3 separate regions of the Mus musculus genome follow, and regions 1 and 3 are each linked to region 2. Evidence: chromatin loops called from intact Hi-C (ENCODE). Cell type or tissue: left cerebral cortex. All regions are shown on one strand. Region 1 overlaps Zmym6 (zinc finger, MYM-type 6). Region 2 holds the start of Gm52707 (a long non-coding RNA gene). Region 3 holds the start of Dlgap3 (DLG associated protein 3).

The links. Hi-C counts contacts between places; a loop is a spot of excess contacts. Peaks named below come from ENCODE experiments on the same cell type or tissue, not always from the same donor. Only the 100,000 strongest peaks of a DNase experiment are listed, where the experiment ranks them.
Region 1: a loop joins it to region 2, with 4 times the contacts of the local background. A loop is called at or near these places in 2 of 42 quality-filtered maps.
Region 3: it touches region 2 in a loop (4-fold over the local background); 6 of 42 quality-filtered maps call a loop at or near these places.

Annotation. Positions count from the first base shown.
Region 1 is chr4:127,117,701-127,125,700 of GRCm38, forward strand. Zmym6 (zinc finger, MYM-type 6) reads left to right here. Exons shown (of 14, transcript NM_001285885.1): 13 at 2,728-2,872; 14 at 4,649-6,674. The coding sequence ends at 6,477. Among named protein-coding and RNA genes, the nearest start is that of Tmem35b, 4.3 kb to the right of the region's middle. In left cerebral cortex, no CTCF peak of the experiment used is centred here; no DNase peak of the experiment used is centred here.
Region 2 is chr4:127,231,784-127,239,783 of GRCm38, forward strand. It overlaps Dlgap3 (DLG associated protein 3), which reads left to right. Exons shown (of 12, transcript NM_198618.5): 9 at 1,752-2,236; 10 at 3,185-3,276; 11 at 3,602-3,745; 12 at 4,367-5,239. The coding sequence ends at 4,585. It overlaps Gm52707 (a long non-coding RNA gene), which reads right to left and starts at 1,779. Exons shown (of 3, transcript XR_003955281.1): 1 at 1,577-1,779. In left cerebral cortex, CTCF peaks have their summits at 4,128 (motif pointing right) and 4,417; DNase peaks (open chromatin) are centred at 452, 891, 2,163, 3,101 and 3 more places; H3K4me3 peaks cover 1,017 bases; H3K27ac peaks cover 4,954 bases.
Region 3 is chr4:127,165,337-127,173,336 of GRCm38, forward strand. It overlaps Dlgap3 (DLG associated protein 3), which reads left to right and starts at 3,868. Exons shown (of 12, transcript NM_198618.5): 1 at 3,868-4,029. In left cerebral cortex, CTCF peaks have their summits at 3,271 and 4,099; DNase peaks (open chromatin) are centred at 2,430, 3,032, 3,235, 3,833 and 7 more places; H3K4me3 peaks cover 5,401 bases; H3K27ac peaks cover 5,469 bases.

The DNA of each region.
Region 1 (8,000 bases), 110 kb before region 2:
CACTTTGTAGAACAGGTTGGCCTTGAGCTCATAGATATCTGCCTGACTCTGCCTCAGTGCTGGGATTACATCATGTGCACTATCACTGGTGAGTGATTTTTTTTATTTTATAGGAAAATGGTAACTGTTATGATGTTCACAGGCACGGGGATACAAGGAATACTAAACATAAAGAATAGCCCTCTACAGTAACCTAAGTACCCACTGACTGAGAAGTAGCCTCAAGTAAAGTGATCAGTTGACTAGGATATTGGAAAATGAGCTCACATATATTGCTTATGGCCACACAGTCAGATAGCAGCTTTTTTTTTTAAAGAGCAGTGTGTTGATGCCATCAGAATTTAAATCATGTGGTTGTATCCCTCAGACTTTATTCCATAGAAACACTAGCACATGTAGGATGAGTCTATGTGTAAGGATAGGGAGGCGTCATGGCATGGTTTGTAATGGCACAAGGTTTATATTGTCCTTCTGGCTCACTTAGTTATAGAATACTGCCCGAGGGACTAGGCAGTTGCATAGAAAGTCATGTAAATACACCTCCAATGGAGCTTGCCAAACAAGAGCAGGGTTGAGCTGAAACTTGCCATATATGCTACCATTTGTAGTCAGAAGCCACTGACCTATCTGATCTATCAGCTGGGAGGAGTGGTTATTTTCTCCTTAATTTTGTCCTTACTGTACATATGTGGGTGACAGAGGACAACTCTGGGGGAATCTGTTCTTCCCTTTTACTACAGAGATTCCAAGACTCAAACTGGGGCCTGAACTCGGGTGGTCGAGCTGGGTGGCAGTGCCTTTCCTAGCTGAGCTCTTTCCTGCAGATTCCTGAGTAACTGGGAGGGTCGGCTTCACCGCCACACTCTTTCAACAAGGAGTCACTCTCCACTCCTTCACCCTTTACAGCTCTTGCCACCATTTACTCGGATATGTCTGTCATCTGATTGCTGGCCTTGTTTGTTTTTGTGTCTCCTCTCAGTTGTGAGGCAGACTCTTGTTTGTCTGTTTTCTGTTGCATCCTCTGGGTGGAGACAGTGCTTGACTTATGGTAAATATTCGGTAAATGTTTTCTGAATGAAATAAATGTGTTTTAAATAAATATCTCATTCTATTTTCCTTCAACTTTGCTTTACTGAGATTTTTGTTTACAAAAGTTTTTTGTTGTTTAATTTCTAGGTTGTCAAATGTATCAATATTTTTTTGCTTTGACTTTACATTGTTCTTAAGAATAGTTCCTTTTAGGAGTTACAAAGTGTGGAGCTAAGACAAAAGGATGGACTACCCAGAGAAAACCCCACACGGGGATCCATCCCATAATCAGCCATGAAACCCAGACACTATTGCATATGCCAGGAGGATTTTGCTGGAGGGACCCTGATATAGCTGTCTTGTATGAGACTATGCCAGTGCCTGGCAAATACAGAAGTGGATGCTCACAGTCATCTATAAGATGGAACACAGGGCCCCCAATGGAGAAGCTAGAGAAAACACCCAAGGAGCTGAAGGGGTCTGCAACCCGATAGGTGGAACAACAATATGAACTAACCAGTAACCCCAGAGCTCGTGTCTCTAGCTGCATATGTAGCAGAAGATGGCCTAGTCGGCCATCACTGGGAAGAGAGGCTCCTTGGTATTGCAAACTTTATATGCCCCAGTACATGGGAATGTCAGGGCCAGGAAGTGGGAGTGGGTAGGTAGGGGAGCAGGGCAGGGGGAGGGTATAGGGAACTTTCGGGATAGCATTTGAAATGTAAATAAAGAAAATACCTAATAAAAAAAAAGAAAAAAAAAGAATAGTTCCTTTTGGGGGCTGCTGAGATGGCTCAGTGGTTAAGAGCACTGACTGCTCTTCCAGAGATCCTGAGTTCAATTCCCAGCAACCACATGGTGGCTCAAAACCAACTGTAATGAGATCTGAAGACAGCTACAGTGTACTTACATATAGTAAATAAATAAAATCTTAAAAAAAGAGAATAATTCCTTTCTGTTCTAGTCATTTGAAATTCTTCATGCTTTTTTTCTTCTGTTTTGTGTTTTCCAGTTGAGATCCTTAATAATGTTTATATATAAATTTTTTTTTATGGAGTCTGAGGTAGTAAGCAGTATTTAAAAAAAATAATTACCCTTAACAACAAAATTTTTCTTTATTTGGCTCATGTTTTATGTAGGATAATCTATGTGTGTATGTGTATACATGTATATATGTGTGTATTTGTGTGTATATGTGAGAATGTATGTATATGTATTTATGTATGTGAGTGTATATGTTTATGTGTGTGTGTTACTAGGGTTTGAACCTAGGTCTTTGCCCATGCTAGCTAGCCATGTCCATCTTCCAGGATTTTTGTTTGTTTGTTTGTTTGTTTTTCAAGACAAGATTTCTCTGTGTAACAGCCCTGGTTATCCTGGAACTCGATTTATATACCAAGCTGGCCTTGAATTCAGAGATCTGCCTGCCTCTGCACCCCTTGTCCCCACCCCCAGTGCTGGGGTTAAAGGCATGCACTACCATGCCCAGCTCTTCCAGAATATTTTTAAAAAGTCAATAAATGGAATCAATGCTGATTAGGGGAATTAGGAGTTAGTAGTGTTGGTAATTTCTCCCCCAGAATGCTTTCTGTTTGTAACTACTCTTCTAGAGGGATAACATTGCTTTTCATATGATAACAATATAGTCATTGGTAATGTACTAAAAGCACTCTGGTTCATTGATTTGTTTCTAACTAGGGAAGTGCACAGGCACCTGCTGAGAGACTTCAGCCTCTGCAGCCCCCCAAGCTTCTGAAGAACAAAGGCATATTGTGCAAGCCAGTCACCCAGACCAAGGCCACCTCTTGCAGGCCACATACCCACCATGCTGCATGCCAGACAGGTAAGGAAGTGTCCTGGCACCTTGTATAAGCTTTGTTTTCTGCTTTGTTTTATTATGAAAAGGTAAAGGCAGTAATTTTCAGTGTAAAGTATTAATTCCTGGATTATATACTTCAAATCCATATGCATACAAAGTATTATATGTAGAGGTGAACATTTTATATGTGTACACATTACTTTTTCAAATGTATAAATAAGCCATTATAATTACTGATATATATCATATTTGCTTAAAAGCATTACCAGTTGAGCCTTAGTTCATCCAAATTTTTTTTCTTCTTTTCTTCCTTCCTTTCTTTTAAACTCTGCACTTAATTATTTAATTATAGGTTATTGAAATAATAGATAATAGGTCTGGGGTGTTGGTGATAGAAAGTTGAACTCCTACATGGAAAAGCTATAAAGTGTTGCCCCAATCAATGGTAATGCCTTAATCTCATATTCCTTGCATTTTTCAGTTATTTTAGTAGCCGGCTCTGCCCAAGGTGTGTGTGTGTATGTGATGCCGATGTGTCAATTTAGAGCTTTGCATTTTGCCACAGAGCTACAGTCCCAGTTTCTTTTGTTGTTAAGCATAACTTTATTCCATAGACTAACATATAAGTAAAAAACCTAGTCTGTGCCTGGGTGTTATGGTGAGCTACTATAGTCCCAGCTATTTGGGAGAATGAGGCAGAAAAGTCTTGAGTTTAAAGCCATTTTGGGCTGAATAGCAAGAGCCTGTCTCTAAATAAACAAACAGATAAAGCTTACTCTGGTAAAAGTAATATTGACATTTTAATAGGGTTCCTTTCCTTTGGTAGGAGTCAGAGATTTCTTTTTGTTTTGTTTTGTTTTGTTTGTTTGGTTTTTTGTTTTTCGAGACAGGGTTTCTCTGCGTAGCTCTGGCTGTCCTGGAGCTCACTCTGTAGCCCAGGCTGGCCTTGAACTCAGAAATCCACCTGCCTCTGCCTCCCGAGTGCTGGGATCAAAGGTGTGGGCCACCACCACTGCCCGGCCAGAGAATTCTTTCTTCAGGAAACTTGATTGTTTTATATTTCTGTGGAAAATGATACTCTTATCTGCTACATGAACTTCTGAAACCTTTCTTTTCATGTAAACAGTAGTAAAGGGTCTGTGGACATCTGGGATGTTTATGTTTCATTTTCATTTTGTTTTGTATTATTGGGTCTTTGGGTCTTTTTGTTTTTTGAGTTAAGATTTCTCTGTGTAGCCCTGGCTATCGAGGAACTTATTCTGTAGACCAGGCTGGCCTCTAACTCATTAGATATCCACCTGCCTCTGCCTCCTGAGTGCTGGGCTTAGATTCTAGTGTACACAACACAGCCAAACTCCAGGACTGGCCTTAGAGTTTACATGTGGTTGATTTGTCTGTCTTGGTGCTGAGCATTGGCTGCAGGGTGTCACACATCCCAAGTAAAGTGCCCTACCACTGAGCTGTACTCTAGCTCCTAAGTGTTCTTTTCAACGGCTAGATTTGATTTTTTTGGGGGGTGGGGAGGGGGTTTCGAGACAGGATTTCTCTGTGTAGCCCTGGCTGTCCTGGAACTCACTCTGTAGATCAGGCTGGCCTCGAACTCAGAAATCCACCTGCCTCTGCCTCCTGAGTGCTGGGATTAAAGGTGTGCGCCACCACTGCCCACCTAGATTTTAAATTTTCTAGGCAGCATTGGTTCAAGCTGTGTTAATAGATCTTTATCCAGTTTTTCATAACACATTTGTTCATATCATATTATACATGTTCATATTGTAACAGTGATTCACATATTTCCTTTAGATTTACCTCTGCCAGAATGGAAGAGTGAAGAACCTGAGTCTCCACCGGCAAAAAGAAGAAGAGTAGACTTTTCCCAGACTTACAATGCAGAGTATATCAGATTCGGTTTCATTATCTGTTCTGGATCAGAGGAAAGTTCACCAAGCCCACAGTGTGTCATTTGTGGAGAGGTCTTACCTAGTGAAAGTGTGATGCCAGTAAGTCTTTCTAACCATTTGAAGGCAAAACATTCAGACTTAGAGAACAAGCCTGTAGACTTTTTTGAGGAAAAGTCACTTGAAATGGAATGTCAAAATAGTTCTTTAAAAAAGTGTTTACTAGTTGAAGAGTCACTTGTGAAAGCTTCTTATTTAATCGCTTTCCAAATTGCCGCCAGGAATAAGCCATTCTCGATTGCTGAAGAATTAATTAAACCATATTTAGTAGAAATGTGTTCAGAAGTTTTAGGTTCAAGTGCTGGAGAAAAAATGAAAACCATCCCTCTTTCTAATAGCACAATTGGGTGCAGGATCAAGAAACTGTCTGATGACATCGAAGATCAGCTGCTGCAGAAGGTCAGGGAGTCCAGGTGGTTTGCCCTTCAGGTGGACGAGTCGTCTGAGGCCACAGAGGTGCCGCTTCTCCTCTGCTATGTCCGCTTCATCGACTATGACCGTGGAGATGTGAAAGAAGAATTACTTTTTTGCACTGAAATGCCTTCTCCGAGCACAGATCTTGAAGTGTTTGAATTAATAAATAAATATATTGATAGCAGATCTCTGAATTGGAACCATTGTGTTGGTTTCTGTACTGATGGGGCCGCAAGCATGACTGACAGGTATTTTCGTTTAAGGTCAAAAATTCAAGAAATTGCCAAGAATACAGTGACATTTACACATTGTTTCATTCACCGTGAACACTTAGCAGCCAAAAAGCTATCTCCATGCTTACATGAAATTCTTTTGCAGTCATCACAAATTTTAAGCTTTGTAAAGAACAGTGCTTCAGATTCACAAATGTTGACAATTTTGTGTGAAGAGATGGGATCTGAGCATGTGAATTTACCACTTAATGCTGAAGTACGCTGGCTGTCGAGAGGGAGAATTTTAACAAGATTATTTGAACTGAGACATGAAATTGAAATATTTTTAAATCAAAAGCATTCAGATTTGGCCAGGTATTTCCATGATGAGGAATGGATTGCAAAGCTAGCCTATCTAGCAGATATATTTTCACTTATAAATAAATTAAATTCAAGTCTCCAAGGAACCATGACTACTTTTTTCAATTTGTATAATAAAGTTGACGTATTTCAGAAAAGGCTAAAAATGTGGTTGAAGCGTGCACAGGAGAATGATTACGGCATGTTCCCTCTGTTTTCTGAGTTCTTGGACTCATCAGATGTAAGTGTGAAAAACATTGCTAGCATCATTTTTGAGCACCTGGAAGGACTTTCTCAGATATTCCATGCCTGTTACCCACCAGAAGAGGACTTGCGTTCCGGAAACCTGTGGCTCACAGATCCTTTTGCCACTTACCACAGTAACAATCTCACTGACTCCGAGGAAGAGAAACTCGCCGTGTTATCTGCCGATACGGGATTTCAGTCAGTTCACAAGTCAATGTCTGTCACACAGTTTTGGGTCAATGCAAAGACAAGTTATCCCAAGCTCCATGAAAAGGCATTGAAGCTGCTGCTGCCCTTCTCAAGCACCTGTCTGTGCGATGCCACCTTTTCAGCCTTGACTGCATCCAAACAGAGAGACCTTCGGACTTGCGGTCCCACCCTAAGACTGGCAGTCACATCATTAGTTCCAAGGATAGAAAAGTTAGCAAAGGAGAAAGAGTAGTATCCGTATTGCTTATCATCAGAGTGTATAATTTTGTGTTAAATTTTGTATAAGTATCCTAAAATACAATTTGCTAATGTATCTGTATTTTCAGTGATTAAATGTTTTAATATTTTTCCTTTGTTGTACAGGGATTTAAGAATTGTGGAACTGAGCATAATTATATGTAATTTTAATAACACAAGGGAGAAAATGTAGCCTTTATGTTGGTGATTGTTCTTGAAGTTTCAAGAGGAAATGTCTTGTTTACGGAGTTCCCCAAGAGACCAGGCCAACCCACTTGTCCCAGTACACCAGTTAGAGGTGAGCAGTGAAGGGCAGAGCAAGACTGGGCTGGGAAGAACAAATTGTGATTCATTGACCCCACCCACCTCAGCAGTTTTTGTTTTGTTTTGTTTGAGACAGGGCCTCTCTGTATAGCCCTAGCTATCCTGGAACTCATGTCAACCAGGCTAGCTTAGAACTCAGAGATCTGACTACCTCTGCTTCCTGACTGCTGGGACACAATGCCACCTTAGTTTGAAGGACTAACTGGGACTCTGAAATATCACAGGAAAAGGGAACAGTGGAGGGTTGGGCGCCTGACAGTCGGACTTCTTGGTAAGGACAGTCGTCTGATTGATGGTTCTTTCAGTTCTAGTTTTGCAAATGGTTCCCACTTTAGGGAGCAGTTTGGTTTTAGCCTCATCACTGTGGCATTTGCCCCATTTAAGGCCTGGTCTGCTCTGCCAGACTCGCTGCTGCTTGGAGCTGGCTTTGCTTCTTCACTGTCATTATGCTTTTGGGTGAGTTTTGTCTTTCCAAGGTTATCTATCACAGGAGAAAGTGACTCAGGGGAAAAAAAGTGACAAAACAGAGTTAAGTTAGGCCAGCAACCAGTACCTTCCTGCATGACCAAGTAGGCATGTGCACTTTAAAAACATGAGCAGTTTTAGTCACCAGCCATATCGCCAGCCCTCCGAGAGTTATGTAGATGGAAGCAGATCCAAGTACGTGGCCAGTAAGCATGAACAGTGGGAGGGTTTGAGACCATAGGGCTTCTTTTGGACCCATAGACCAGGGCTTGGGAATTATTTTATTTTATTTTATTTTGAGACTGGCCTTTGCGATATAGTCCTCACTAGCCTAGTTCTTGCTGTGAAGTTCATTCAACTCTGGGCAGTCCTCAGGCCTTATCCTCACTAGTTGGGGAATTACAGGCACATCATGCGTGGCAGTAGCCAGCTTTCATGAAAGGTCAGATAGTATTCAGTGGCTCAGCCATAGATGGTATACAAATGGATGCAGGTCAACACTTTCACCCTTGTACCCCGAGGTGTTAGTTTTATATAATTTTCAATTGTTGTGAAAATTCCTTGAACATTGCTTAATCATTTCTAGAATGTTATTATTTTCCTTATGGGTGTGTGTTAAAAAACTCGACAACCGGAAAAAATTGGTCCTCTGTTTGCCAGTGCAACCAAGTAAGGGATTCTTTAAATATCTTTCTCATTTTTCTTTTGGTTGAGCAATGGGAGGGGCAG
Region 2 (8,000 bases):
TCACAGATACCTGCCTGCATCTGCCTCCTGAGTTGCTGGGGTTAAAGGTGTACACCACCACTGGGGGCTACTTGACTGTATTTTACATGCAACTTCATACATATTAGATGGCCTGCATGGAAAACTTCCCTAAGGCACAGTGACAAAGCCAGCATTAGAACTCAGGTGTGCTCCCTGGTCCCGGGTACCTCCTTCCCTTTTGCTGTCCTGAATGAAAGCAGAGGTATCTGATAGGAGGTAGCCCTGGGCCAGTAGTGAACATGAACGGTGCCCAGGGCAGATACCAAGGTGAAGGGCATATGGGAAGCAACGGAAATATGGGTTTTTTTCCTCTCTCTGGGTGGGGGTGGGGACATAGGGCTCGTTGGAGACTGCACACGAGCGAGCGCATCTCTCTTTCCTGAGTCCTGCAGCATCCTTCTGGGTCTGGTTTCTATGGCAACAGGCTCCCAGCAGGCAGCCTGCCAGCTGGAAGGAAGCAGGCAGGCAGGCTTGGAGAGAAGGCCTGGGCCACAGGAGGAAGGTTGAAGTTGTAGGGGTTGGGGGGAGGCTGGGAGAGTCTCCTGGGAAACTGGACAGGCCCCTGGAGATGTCCCATAGGACCCTGGTCTGTTTTGACCATGAGGAGGTGGAGGTAGACAAAGACCCATGGACCTTTTCTTTGAGGTTCTCTAATTCCCAGACTATTTCAACTTCTGTTCCCCTTTGCCCTCCCTACCCGCCACCTAACTCCCACTCCTTAAAGTCTTGTCTGCCCCCCACCTTCTGTTTCACAGGGGCTCATTGACTTCCTTGCAGAAAAAGAGCCCCTACTCTGAACTCAGAGTGGGTAAAAATGAACAAGGCCAATTGACTTTCTGTTTTGCATAGGATTTGCATATAATTAACTTAAAGACAAGAAACGTTCAGGCCCCGGTGCCATCCCTGCCAACAACTTAATTCAGCTCCACTGCCTCTGGCAGACTGTCTGGCCAGGCTCTGGGCTGAGCCATTGGGGTCCCCAGGGGTGAAGTCTCCTCCAGCGCTGTACGCCCCCACCATTCCAAGCTGCTCCCAGGCGGCTTCTTGGAGCTGGTGCAGCCCTGGGCCACATCCTGGCTCTGCCACTCTGAAGCTGGGTGACCTGGGACCCTCTTTGAGCTCCATGTACTCATTATTCTGCAGGTCCAGGAAATACCGTACAGCCAGGGCAAACCAGCCTAGACAGTGTTTCTAGAATACTCTATTGTAAGCTGGGTGTGGTGAGTCAACACTTATAATACCAGTACTCGGGAAGTTGAGGCGGGAGGATCACTGTGTGGGATCCATTGTGAGTTCCAGGTCAACCTGGGGGAACACAGGGAGACCTTGTCTCAAACCAGCAAAATTCCAAACAAAAGAAATAACAAAATGTTTCTGAATGCCTTGGTCAAAAGCTACCAACACCAGGGCCCCAAAGCTGGGGTCTGTAGGTCAGTGTCTGCGCTGCTTGGAGTATTCCAGCATCTCTTCTGGTCATAGGTACAGGCAGTTAAATATTTTGACTGCTACTGGCTGTTTAGTGTCAGTGCAAAAAGTAGGTATAGTGGGTACCTACCAGCTCCAAGGATTTAATTGGTTTCCTGTGTATGGATTGGTGGCCACTGATTTGTAGGTTCCTCATCACAACAGCCTTCCTTCCATTTTTGGGGGAGGGCTTGGAGTTTGGATTGAGGGTGGTGACCTGGGGTGACTGGAGCAGGAGCAGAAATGATAGGCATCTCCCTCCACAGGCGGGCGAGGTTCAAGCGCTCCAACAGCGTGACAGCCGGTGTGCAGGCAGACCTGGAGCTGGAGGGCCTGGCCGGCCTGGCCACTGTGGCCACAGAAGACAAGGCCCTGCAGTTCGGACGCTCCTTCCAGAGGCACGCCTCTGAGCCCCAGCCCGGCCCTCGGGCCCCCACCTACTCAGTCTTCCGCACGGTCCACACACAGGGCCAGTGGGCCTACCGCGAGGGCTACCCACTGCCGTATGAGCCGCCGGCCACCGATGGGTCGCCTGGCCCTACCCCTGTCCCAGCCCCCGGTCCCGGGTCCGGCCGCCGTGATTCCTGGATGGAGCGGGGTTCACGTAGCCTCCCCGACTCAGGCCGCACGTCCCCCTGCCCACGGGATGGCGAGTGGTTCATCAAGATGCTGCGGGCAGAGGTGGAGAAACTGGAACACTGGTGCCAGCAGATGGAGCGTGAGGCGGAGGACTATGAGCTGCCCGAGGAGAGTGAGTCCGCTGCCATCCACACAGGGGAGAGGGGCGCTGGCATCCTGTGCTGGATAGCGTGGGCAGGCGCAGGGTATCATGATGGTAGCCCTGGCTGCAATGCACCAGCAGGTCCCTCCCATTCATGCTTGGTCCTTCAGTGCTAGAACTTGAAGTTCTTACTGGGAACAGGACATCTTTAGAGGCCAAGGCTAGGACTTAGGAGGATCATGACCAGGCCAAAAGCTAGATTTTCTAGTAGGCAGCTACCAGTCTAAGTCACTAACTCCATGGGGAACAATCTGTTCAAATCTGAGCAAGTGTAGCAATCCAGTCTAAGCTTGACAGTGAGGCTGGGACCACACGACAGACATTCTGATTTGAGCTGTTAAGATGGGACTCTCCCAGGGGATGCTGGGATTCCTCAGCGAGTGAGGAATTCAGAGGAGGCAGTTCAAGCAAGAACGAGTCTGAGGAAGAAATGGGAGGGTTGGCATGGAAGATAGCCCTGTCACAAACAGTATACCCCTTCCCTATGAGTCCACTCTGAAGGGAGCCATAGGCTTCCCACAGAATCCCTAACCAGAGATGAATCAAAATTTTTAACAAACCAAGGAGGCATGTACTGATTAGTGACAGAATACGGCCAGTGACTGACCATTGAGCTGATGTTCTGGCCAGGGCTGGAGGGCTAGACAGGGAACACAGGTGGGAGGCCTTCCTCCTACAGAAGGATCGGCACTTGGTAAATGCAGGCTGTGTAATGGAAGGAGCTTCACTGAGGATGAAAGTTCTCGAGGTGGCTGGATAGGAGCTGTTGTAGGCAAGTTTGAGTATAGGATGGGAAGGGGGCTGGAGGAGATGAGCCAGTACACTAGTCAGGAAGTGAGCATCTCAACTTCCTGGGGAGTTAGGAAAGAGAGATCTCACCCCCGCCCCCAGCCCCTTGAGCCTCCTTCTGTTCTTTAGTCTTAGAGAAGATTCGCAGTGCCGTGGGCAGTACGCAACTTCTCCTGTCTCAGAAGGTCCAGCAGTTCTTCAGGCTGTGTCAGCAAAGCTTGGTGAGTGTCTGTGAGGAGAGAGTGAGGTGTGTGGATCTGACAGGTGACCCAGCGTGACTGAGAGATAGGACCAGGTCTGTGGACTTGGAAGGGTGGCTTATGTGTGGCCCAAAGAACCCAAAAAAAGTCAGATGTGACTTGTTGGAGTACAGAGCCTCAAGGTTGGGCCCGTTGTGCCCAGGCTGGAGAGACCCTGGCTTTTCCTTGTCCCTGTTGCCCATTCCTCAACCCATTTCCCTAGACTGAGCATAGCGTTCCCTGAGCCTGCCTGGGGTCAGACCTCCCTGACTGGCTGCCCCCCCCCCTGTGTGTCCCACCACGGCAGGACCCCACTGCGTTCCCTGTGCCCACCTTCCAGGACCTGGCCGGTTTCTGGGACCTCCTGCAGCTCTCCATTGAGGATGTGACCCTCAAGTTCCTGGAACTACAACAACTCAAGGCCAACAGCTGGAAACTCCTGGAGCCGAAGGTGTGCTTGTGGGACCCGTCAGACCAGGAAGCCACACTCTGTAATGTCCTTCTCAGAAAGGGGTGTGTGGGTGTGGAGAAGTCACAGGGAAACAGACGCACGGGCAGCAGGAACAGCTTTAGATAAAACAGCCATGCTCCCTGGCCATTGCCCTGTGCTTGATCCAGCTGTTCACACTGCTGCACACTGGCCACCTCTGACCAGCTGCAATGTGGGGAGTAGAGCTAGATTTTCTAGGCGATGTTCAGCCTTCTACTGGCTAGACTTATGTCTGAGATGAGTGTCGCAGGTGAGACTAGGCCAGCCCCTGGAGCCCTTGACAATGCTCCCCACAACCCCTCAGCCGGCATGTAGGTGCTAGCTGAAAACGGCTTCACCAGGGGGCGCTCGAGCCCGTTATTCTTTGGAGACCGGTACAGGGGTTTTGACCAGCTTTGACCTCGTGCGCCTGCAAGCCTCCAGTCCCAGCGATGTGGCCAATTCTAGACGCTGTCCCATTGGGAGACTCACGAAATCCATCCCATGGGGAACTTGCACGGGGGGGAGGGCGGGGGACGGGGCGCAAGTAGGGATGCTGCGGTGCTCCCCGCGGCTCGGCTCAGCTCTGCGCTCTCCCGACAGGAGGAGAAGAAGGTCCCTCCGCCGATACCAAAGAAGCCCTCGCGGGGGCGGGGCGTGCCGGTGAAGGAGCGCTCCCTGGACTCGGTGGACCGGCAGCGGCAGGAAGCGCGCAAGCGGCTCCTGGCGGCCAAGCGCGCCGCCTCGTTCCGCCACAGTTCGGCTACCGAGAGCGCGGACAGCATCGAGATCTACATCCCCGAGGCCCAGACCAGGCTGTGACCCGCCCGGGCCGCCCAGTCCGACCCGGGCCCGCGGTTTTCTACCCGTACTGTACACCCAGCGTCGAGGTCACTGTGAACGCGGGCAGCTCCGTGCGCCCGCCCTGCCGGCACCGCACGCCCCGGCTTCTGCCCGCCGCGCTTTCGTGGGTTTTTTACCTTCCTGATCCCACGCAAAGGCGCCCGGGCTAGGCTGGGGGTCGTGCCTCTCCGCCCTGCGCCCCTCACTTGGAACTCCCATCTTCCTGGTCCGACGCTTTGACCCCCTCACCTTTTTCCCCCCATGGGCACCATCTCTGCCATTATTTTACCCCTCCACGGGCCAGGCCGGGCCGGGTCCCCCATCTGGGCTCTGCGTCCCCCCCACACCCCGCGGGGCTGGGCTTCGTGGGGATCAAGCTTCGTGGCTTTTTATGAAGAATCCCGAACCCCGCCTAGGAGCCCGCCCCACCTTCCCAGGGCTCCACCCTCAGCCCTCTGCCCACAGGGCCCAGGGACCACAGTGGCTGGACCAATCCAGGACCAGGGCGCCTGGGCCTCTCCCCTTTCCCACATCTGGGGAGGGGAGACAGGGGCTTTCCCTCACCACACCTGTGGCTGTTCCCACATCCCTTTGAGTATCCCAGGAAAAATAAAACCGCAGAACTGCACCGGAGCCAAATCTCTCCAGAAGAGGCCACCTGGGGGAGCCGGGGTGTCTAATAAGATGGGGGTGTGGGAAAGGAAGACAAAGGGCCAGGAGCTTGAGCATTCTTGGTTCGGGACCTCAGGGGTTGTCTAAGCCCTTTGGGAGAAGAGTTAGCTGAGAGAAAGGGGATCCCGGTCATCCCAATAAGGACTTGTGCCTTCTGAGAGGGGTCCTGCTGGTGTGTAAAGGAGAGGGAAGGGACCCATTCGCCCCTCATTCAAACCAGGTCCCTTTGCCTCCCAGCCTTGTCCCACGTTCAGTGCTCGGCCCACGGCACGTGTACAAATGAGCATAGATGGGGTGGGAGGGTGGGTGGGGCCCTGGTTATTGTTAGAAATCACCGAATGCGCATTCGCTTTCCAAAGAGGACAGGCAAGTGCTCTTCCTTGCTCCAGCCTAATCCAGTCAGCAGCTGCAAACTCCAGATTCGCACTGCCATTTTCTCTGATGCTTCCTGTGGGTGGACACTTCGCAGGAGTTATAAAGGACACAACTTCACTGAGAAACTTAAAGGAGGCACTCCTAGGTTTTTGAATGCCTCCTGAGGGTCTGCCAAGGGACCAGTGCCTCAGAGAGAAAGGGCTTATGAAGCTCAAGGAGGCGTAAGTGGGCTCTCCAGAGTCACAAAGCTAGAAGTAGTGGGCCCAGTCAGGTCCGAGGCCAATTCATGACGTCTTTTTAGATCTGTGATGTTTCCAATTTAGAAGGAGTTTGACAACAGCCCCCTCCCCCTCCCCCCCAAAAGCCCTTTTTATAGTCCCTTCCGGTTGATGTCTTACCCTGAGGCAAGAGGAGAACAGCCTTGGTATTGGCTGATGTTTGGGGCCACACTGGACCAGACAATTCTTACTTATTTGTTCAGCAAATGTTAGTCTCTGGCAGGCACCACGGAGGTATCTTATTAAAATTGTGTGTGTGTGTGTGTGTGTGTGTGCGCGTGCGCGCACGCCAGCGGTCAATAGTGTGTGTCTTTGGTCATTCTCCAGCTTGGTTTTTGAGGTTCAGGCTTACAGTTTGTCTTTTCTGCTCTAATAGCTGCCACCAACCCCCAGGCGTCCTTCTATCTTTGCCTCCTCAGTACAGAGATTACAGGCATCCACTTCCGTGCCATGTTTCTAATGTGTGGCTTCTGGGGATCCACATTTGGGTCCGCATTTTTATAATCACTTTACCTACTATCCTTACCCACTTTACCCAGCTCTTAGTTTCTGTTTTTGTTTTGTTTTTGTTTTGTTTTTTGAGATAGGGTTTGTGTAGCCGTGACTGTCCTGGAACTTGCTCTGTAGACCACTCTGACCTCAAAATGATAGAGACCCTCCTGTCTCTGACTCATGAGTCCTGAGATTAAAGGCATGCCCCCTTTTACATTTTAATTTTATGTGCATGGATGTTTGCCTGTATACATGTCTGTGTGTGACATGTGTTACCTCGGAATTCAGAAGAAAGCTTAGGTCCTCTGGAAGAAGACTTTGGACGGTTGGAGCTGCATGTGGCTACTGTTGTGAGCTGCCAGGTGGGGCCTGGGGATTGAACCTGGGGCTTCTGGAAGAGAGGCCCATGCTCTTAACTGCTGAGCCATCTCTCCAGCCCCCTCCAATGGGCTTTAAACAACACTGCAGGTGATTCTGACCCCCAACCAAGTGTGGGAACATTTGGACGTTGTCTATCTTCTTTAAAAAAATTTTTATTTATTTTATTTACATGAGTACACTGTAGCTGTCTTCAGACACTCCAGAAGAGAGACATCAGATCCCATTATAGATGATTGTGAGCCACCATGTGATTGCTGGGATTTGAACTCAGGACCTCTGTAAGAGTAGTCAGTGCTCTTAACCACTGAGCCATCTCTCCAGCCCCACTGTCTGTTTTCTACTGGGTTTCCAGATGGGGCCTGGGTAACACTACTCCTCTTGAGACTGCTTTTTGTTTGTTCGGTTTTTTTAAAGTCCTGAAAATTGTAAGTTTTGAGTGATCAGAACAATTCTGTGTAGCAGATTTTGTGACTTTCCAATGAGGAGACAAACTTGGAGAGCTTAAACTCCTTATTCCTAATCCTGAAGCTAGGGCGACTCAGCCTGCATTATCCTCAGGCCACATTCCAGTGTTCAGAGGGGTCTGTGTCCCTGCTCAGAAACAGGGCTAGGTTTCCTGAAATCATGCAGTGATGTAAGTAGGCTCAAGCATGCCAGTGCCAGTAGGTCTGGTCGTCCTGCTCTGAGCGTATGCTTACAATGTCCCCAGGAGCCATCAGAGTGGCACACACCCTAGTCCCAGCACTTGGGAGGAAGAAGTAAGGAGGTCTCTGAGTTTGAGGCTAGCCTGGTCTACTTAGCAAGCTCCAGGACAGACAGAGCTACATAGAGAGATTTTTGTCTCAAAACTATCAAAATAAAATGTCCTCAGGATTGAGAATCTGGGGTGGTCTCTTGGTATTGGTCTTGTGACCTAGGAGAGATAGTCCTTGGGTACAAGTGGCTCTCCGCCTGATAGTAACCAGGCACAGGAGCAGAAAGCTGTAGCTTGAAGAGGGACCTGGTCTCAGAGGAGCTGAGCTCGTGCCATATACAGCTATAACAGAACGCTGATTCTAGGTCCTTCATAATGAACAGAGTTCTGGAGCTGGGAGGTCTTAATTCTAGATGGCAAATGCTGGGTGTGATGTCACATGTCTGTAATCTCAGCATGTGGGAAGTGGAGGCAGGAGGATCAGAAGTTTGAGGTCCTTTGT
Region 3 (8,000 bases), 66 kb before region 2:
TCCGCCTGCCTCTGCCTCCGGAGTGTTGGGATTAAAGGCGTGTGCCACCACGCCCAGCACCGTGCCTAGTTTTATATGGTGCCTGTAAGTATCAAACATGCTAAGCAAGCACTCTACCATCGGAGGCACATTGCCAGCCCTTACCTATCACTTTAAAAGTTCATTTGTTTTTGTTTTTATTTTCTGTGTGTGAGTGTTGCCAGCATATATATATATATAAAATCAGAAGAGAGCATCAGATCCCTTGAAACTGGAGTTGAGAGTCACCATGCGGCTGCTGGGAGCTGAAGCCTGGTCCTCTGCAAGAGCAGCAAATGCTCTTACTAACAATCTCTCCAGCACCCTGCACCGCCCCCAGGATTTATTTTATTATTTATTTTGGCTTTTCAAGACAGGGTTTCTCTGTGCAGCCCTGGCTGTCCTAGAACTCACTCTGTAGACCAGGCTGCCATTGAACTCAGAGGTCCACCTGCCTCTGCTTCCTGAGTGCTGGGATTAAAGGCGTGCGCCACCTCTGCCTGGTGCTTTAAGACAGTGTATATAGCAGAATGGCTTTGAAATAAATGACCTCCTTCCTTAGTTTGGAAGGCTTAGAGAACAGACATGTGCCAATATGTCTTGGTTGATTGACAGTTGGGTGACATATCTTTGCACATATGTTTCGACCCAAAACTCTCCCAATCTTTCTGGTTCTGCTAAAGTGCTTTCTTTATGCATTCTTGATTGCCTTTCTTAACCTAGACAGAGCTAACTATTGCATATAGACTTTAAAATTTTATTATTTTATGTGTGAGTGTTTTTGCCTGTATGTATGTCTGTGTACCACACGTGTGCAGTACTCTCAGAAGCCAGAAGGGAGTATCGGATCCTCTGGTACTGTATTTTCAGATGGTTGTGAGCCACTATGTGTGGGTGCTGAGAATTGAACTTGGGTCCTCTGGAAGAGCAGCCAATGCTTTTAACTGTTGAGCCATCTCAGCAACCCCTGCTTCTAGACTTTAAAAATACATTTGTGTCTACCTGTTAGGCATAGAATTTCTTATTTTTCCTTTTTTTTTTTTTTAATGTATGTGAGTACACGGTCACTCTCTTCAAACACCAGAAGAGGGCATCAGATCCCATTACAGATGGTTGTGAGCCACCATGTGGTTGCTGGGAATTGAACTCAAGACCTCTGGAAGAGCAGTCAGTGCCGAGCCATCTCCCCAGCCCAGACATAGAATTTCTAATCTAGGGGTTATACTTTACAGAGTGTTGAAGCCCCATGTTAAAATTTTATTTAAATTTCAAGATGGGCTGGGAAGATAGTTCAATTGGTAAAATGCTTGCTTTACAAACACAAGGTCCTGAGTTTGATGCCCAGAACCCATATTTAAAAAATAAAACAAACAAACAAAAAAACCAAAAAAAAAAAAAAAAAAAAAACCCAAACCCCACAACTAGTCCTGGTACTGAGTACTTGTAATCCCCAGGCTGAGGTGGCAGAAATAACAGGATCTCGGGTTCACTGGCCAGCCAATCAAACTTGCTTGTTGAGCTCCAGGACAGTGAGAGACACATCCCCTCAAAGAAAGTGGATAGTGTCTAAAGAAGAACACCAGAGACAGTCCTATGCTGTTATACACATGTGCACACATGTGCACGAGCCCCTCCCCCCCACATACATGTTCTCTCACACACAATCGATAGACAGTGGTGATGGGACAGTGCGAGAGAATGAGGTCCTTCTCTGTGTGTGAATAATGGCAGAGGTCAGATTTCCAGGGAGTTGGTCTAGAGAGCCTTTATTAGTGGCTTAAATAACTATTGTCCTTATTAATTACTGGATTGGTGTTCTCTATCTGAGGTAAACCTGTTTGATTAATTAGTAGGTTCCAGGACGGGAACTCCATCGTGTTCTTTCTGATTTTGTTTGAAAAAAATCTAAACTTTAATAATTTATTTAGTGTGTATGGGGGCACGGGCTGCGATGCTTGCACTTGTGTGGAGGTCAGAGCAACTTGGGAGAATTAGTTATTGTCTCCTTCTACTGTGTGGGCTTGGGGGATGTAACGCAGTCATCAGGTTTGTCACCAGGCATCCTTACCTGCTGAGCCACCTCACCAGCCCTTAGGTTCTCAATGTGAAAACATAGCTCTTTGGTAATGGCAAAGAAGAAAAAGCTGTATACTAAATGTCCGTGTTCATTGTAAAATGCCTTCCGGTTTACAGAATACGTCTTAGAACTGACAGAGCATGGCGGTACCTTTTAGCATTCTACATGATGACTGTTCTTATGCTCCATGGGAAATGAGACATTTCTCTCAGTTCTACAAAGTGTTCCTGAACCAACTTTCTATCTTACTTTCTCTGACATCTGCTCTTGGCTGAATAAATGCTGGTCTGGGAATTGTCTGCAGCCTCACTACATGATTGAAGGGACGATTGAAGTGGTCTCGTGGGCGGTAAGATAGTTGGCTAGTCTGTTCATCTCACTAGACTGCTTGGTTTCCCGCGGGGGAAGGGTCCTCTAGGTCCCTTTTTGTCATTTATGTAATGTGGCACCTTAAAAGGTCCCTCTAGGGAATGGGTGTGGGCTTGGCTCCAGGTTCTAGCTCCTTAGGACCCACGAATTCTACTTACCGTGCCTCAGTTTGCCCGGTTACTCAAGGAGGAGAGACAGTGACACCAAAGAAATACAGAGAAATAGGAGTCATTGTTGGGGACCCTGACTCAGAACATCTCCCAAGGTCTGTCCCTAGGGTGGTGGACTGTCTCAAGGCTCCAAAGCCCACACCTCACCACCTTAAGTTTTCAATACCAGACAAGGTAGAGGATGTAGCTCGCCTTCTACCACAACTTGGAGCGCCCGCGTGCCCTCAACACCCGCCGGGAAAGTCAGAATTCAGAACCGGCCCCTCCCCCATCTCCTCAGCCCCTCCTCCTGCGGCTTCCCCACGCGGCCCCCTCCCCCCCATTACAGCATTGCTCTGGGCGCCAAGACGGATTCCAGCCAGGGACTGCTGCAGTCAGCTCTCAGCGCTTCTGCAGCTTGTGTCCTGGCTCTGCAGCTTCGCGCTGTGCTTCGGACAGTCCCCTTTCCCCCCTCTACCCCACCCCCGCCATGGCACAGCCCCTGGCTCGGGGCCCAGAGGTGGGCGGGCACAGTGGGCACGGGTGGGGCCCCCAGCTAAGACGGCAGGTATAGCGGGGTTATCCCTGCACACTGGGGATTGCCTCCGCTGGCGGACTGTGGGTGAGGGACGCCTGTCAAAGACTCGGAGGCCAGGCACAGCGCCCCGCCCTGGCAGGGGTGGGGCAGAAGGGACTAGTGCGGAGAAGGGGGACTCCTAGAGCCCAGGCCAAGAGCTGGGGTCGGGTTTACAGACCCGGGAAACTAAGGACAGGAGCCTAAGAGGACGTGCCTGCGAGGGGGAGGCTGTGTGTGACATTCAGGGTGTGACTGCCTCGGTGAGGCAGCCGTGTGTCTCCCCCAGCTGCCCGCGCTCTGGGCTTGGGTCCCGGTGCCCAGGTCTGCTGTGCGCGGTCGTGACACCGAATGTGCTGGTTCCTGGGTCTTCGGTACACACCGACCCGGGGGACCACATTCGCACCCCCGAGCTGGGCCTCCCCGGCGCTGTCGCTCAGAGACGCGGGCGCTCCTCCGGGACCGCGGCGGCTGCCCGCCGGCTGCGACCTCGGTCCTCGCGGGGCCGCTGCGGGGGCGGGGAGCGCGGGCCCCCTCCCTGTCGCGGGCTCCTGGCTCGGCCGCCCTGCGCGGGGGCGGGGGCGGGGGCGGAGCGCGCGGGCGGGATCCCCCCGCCTCCCCGTCCTGGTCCCCGGGAAATCCAGCCTCCGTGGCTTGGCCGCCTCCGGCTCCCGCGCCCGCGGCCGCTCAGCACTCGCTCGGGGCTCCGCAGCTGGCGCGGCCCCTCCGCCGGGGGCTCCGCAGTGTCGGGTCCGGGAGCCCGCACTCGCTCCCGCAGCCGCAGCGCCCCCGGCCCGGGCCGCCGGCACCATGTAACCCCGGCTGGAGCCCGACCGGGCCAGGTAAGCAACCGGGAGGGGTGGGGATCGGGCCGCGCTTGCCGCGCCCTCTGCAGCGCCCCCCAGGCTCAGCCCCGCTGCAGCCCCGGCGCCGCCCACGCCCGGGGCTCCAGCGGCCTGGACTCCGGCCCCGAGATGGGGGGGAGGGGCTGGGCCTCTGCGGCCGCCCCCGGCCTCACCCTGGGCCTGGAGGCCGGCGTGACTGACCCCGGGGACGGGTTGGGGACCACGCGCTCCGCAGACGCGCTGTCCCGGCTGGGGCCGCGGGAGGCCAGCCAGCGCCCGCCCAGCCCTTGCCCGGCTGGAATGGAAGCTTGGGTCTGGGAGGGAGTAGCCTGCTGGCTGTGGGGGGAAGTCGTGGTGTTGGGGAGATCCGGAAAGAAGTTTCCTCTGCAGGTGTGTGAGCGTGCATGTGATGAGGGTGTCACCGTGTGGGTCTGTGGGTGAGTGAGTGTAATGCAGTGAGCGTTCAGGGTGTTAACCGTCCATGAGTCTGTCGACATATGTGTGGTTGAGTGTGTGCTGGCACTGTGTGGCTGTGTATGTAGGTGTCTGAGTGTGTGTGTATGAATGGACGTGCGTGTGCATGTGCATGTGCGACTATCTCTGTGAATGGGTCTGGGTATGTGTACTGTGTGACTGTGTGGGAATACATCCAAGCAGGGTTCACCCACACCTGGGTTTTGCCCCGCCCCCATTCTTGGTGGGACTTAGCACGGGAAGATCCTACTTTTCCCGAGGTCAGACCGCCCCCTCCCTCCAGAGTCTCCTTATCCTGGACACAGACAAGAGCACTCTGCACCTTCATCTACTTCCTGGGGCACCCTCTGCGAAGTCACTGGTATCTTTCCCTCATGCTGAGTCCCTGCTGGTGGTGAGCCTAAGGCTGTATACCTGTGTGTGGGGATACTTTTTTGGGGGAGGGTGAAGAGTACTAGGAGCTTGTGTTATTTCAATGATGCTTGGCCAAAGGCCCTTTAGAATGAGGAGGCCAGGAGGAAGATCTACCTTGTTAGTCATTGGAGCAGGTGGCTTTTTCCCAGAGTTCCAAGTCCCAAATCTCCAAGTTCTGGGTCGTTGGTTTAGCTCACGGTTCAGGTGGGTCTGTACTTAGTTCCTTGAAGTAGTAATAGAAGAATGTATCTGTATCAGTCTAGGACTTTTGAAAAATTGTTCCTCTCATTTCTTCTTGTTTCTCTAACTGCCTTGGAAGCAAGCTGAGATGCTGTCAGGTTAAGCCATATGAAATTGACAGTATTGAGCAGTTGTTTGTTGTTGTTGTTGTTGTGTTTTTTAACCTGCAAAAACAGCCATTCCACACAGCTCAATCTATTATGATGCCAATTTGCAGAAGAGGATGTTGAGGCTTGGGAAATGCATTGCATCTCTCACAATCACACATTGCCAGACAGTGGTAGAGAAACATTCTCACCCAGGTCTTCCATTGACCCAAGAAACCCAGCTAGGCCACAATTAGAGAGTAGGACTTTCTAGTGTGTTTTCCCTGACACTGGATCACTGCCCTCCACTTCTGTCCACTATCCCCTGAGTGCGTGTGTGGGGTCTACTTCTGTACCCAGCTGTCAGTGCCTAAAAGAGAGAGATGAGGGAGAAGAGAGGAGGGAGGGGAGGGAGAGCTTCGTGAGTTGGCAGTGAATCAGGGTCTAAAAAGAGAGCTGGGAGGGCTAGGGTGGCAGGTGTTTCTAAAAGGAACGTGAATACAGGATGAACAGCCTCAAATGCAGCCCCCGCACTCCCCCCACTGCCCCACTGATCTGGCAGGCAGTGCCCACTGCATTTTGTGCCAGGGGGCTCACATCCAAGGAATGAGCTTGCAGGAAGCTATAGAATGACAGGCAGAGGAAGAACCTTTACAGTCGACTTGATCCAACCTCTTAATTACAAATTGGGGAATCTGAAAGAGAGGAGACCTACTCAAGGTCACCCGATGGACCTGTGGATTCCTAGACTAGTGTCCCCACAGGTAATTTCCTAACCTTCACATTCCATCCCCAAACTCCCCAACCCCCTCAGAGCCGAATGTGCAGGCGGGTAGGGGAAATGAAGACTCAATATGTCTAAGGCTGTCAATCTGTCAGCCTGGGACTCTGCTCTGAATAAAGGAGGTTACAGGTATTTCTGGGGATGGGGATACCTGGCAGACCCACCACAGAGGAAGGTCATGGCCTTGGCTTAGTTCTAGCTGGCTACCAGCGCTGCTCTAGGCCCAACTTCAGACTTCCTTCTTTCTTGATGCCTGCTTTTAGCAGCTGCCTGGCGTTTAGCATCTGCATCTCTTGCAGCTGATGTTGGTGCTTTTCTCCCCCCTCCCCCACAGTTTCCCATGCATTTTTGCCTCTCACTGGGCTGGCAATTTTCCCCCCCTTATTGGGCTTCTGCTGGGTAGAAAAACTTCTGAGTCTTGTCTGATTGAAAAGGGTGTGTAGCTGCCTGAACCCTTTCTGGCCCAGTCTTCCAGGAGTTTAGAGCAAATGGTAAACATAATTGGCCTCATTTTTACTGGAGAGGAAACTGCTGTTGAATGAGGGGCTTTCTGTTTGGTTTCAGGTGACTGAAATTGAGGTGTGTGTGTGTGTGTGTGTGTGTGTGTCTGTGTGTGTGTCTGTGTGTGTGTGTGTGTGTCTGTGTGTGTGTGTGTGTCTGTGTGTGTGTGTGTGTCTGTGTGTGTCTGTGTGTGTCTGTGTGTGTGTGTGTGTTGGGAGAGAGTATAATCATGAAGCTTATTGAGACAAGCTATAGAGACTTTCCCAGTGTCTTCCTACCCCCATGGTCAAGAAGCCTTCTCAGACTTTGATTTTACTCCCACTTGGGGGAGTCAAAGCTTCGTTTCTCAGTGGGGGGTTGGAAGAGCAGCTGTGTACCCTCCACTCCGCAAGCATCATGTCTCAATTCCCTCTTTATCTACCCCCCTTCAGTCTGAAGGCTGCTGGCTCAGCGGGCCTCCTGCCGTCTGGGGAGTCTGGGTTTGAGCTGGGGTGAGGCGGTGGCACCATCGTTATGGTAACAAGCTGCCAGCTCATCGTTGCTAATAACTTGTTGGGCCCCTGGGCTCAGTGCAGCATCCTTTCCCATTAGCCCTTCTTCCCATGTTACAGACAGAAAAAGTGAGGCTTAGGAAGGAGGGGCCTGGGAAGAAGAGAGTCTGAGAAGGCTGGATGGCCTTTCCCCTGGGTTTCTTTGCTAGGGAGCCATGGGCAAAGAGGTAAGGTGGCTTGGGAGCTGAGTTACAAATGTGGTCGCACAGGTTTGATTTCTTGGGTGGTTAATGTGTGACTAGCTTCATGCTTTCATAAACTTGTGCATGCTAGCTGACATGTTCATGTGCACATATACCGCAGCCCACAGGCAAACACACTCCAGGCATCCGAGCACACTTGTGTATGAATACTGCCTCTCCCATCTGCACATAAGGCACCCAAGAAATCTGGGTTTGTGGGGGTGTCCAGGTATGTGGGTGGGGATCTGATCTTTTTCTGATGCAGCTTCAAAGTATCTTGTTAACAAAGGGACAGAATGGGCCCAGGGTTCTTCTTCCTTCCAGTCCAGAGCTCAGTATGGGAGTGGGCTGGGGGTGGTGATACAGGGAATCCAAGCTCTCAGCTTTCCAAGTCTTCTGCCTCCGTGCCCTTTGAGCTCAGGTAGCCCCTGCCCCCCTCCCCCTGCTCTCTGTTCTTTCTCATCCTCTCCTCTTCCTGTGTGTAAATATTAAAAAGCTGAGCCTGCAGGGCTGATGTAGACATGGGGAGAGAATGAAATTAAAAAGGATTCCCTCGCCCCCATCCCAACACCCCCGCCCTGCAGTCCCCCGCTCCTGTTTCTTCCCCTCTCTTTTCCCCTCACTCAGTAGTTCCACATGCCTCTCCTCCCCCCAGTCCAGATGGGAGCTGGCTCCTTCAGAAAGGGGGTTCAGGACAGGGTGTGGGGAGCTACCTCTTCCTTCCTCCTCCCAGCAC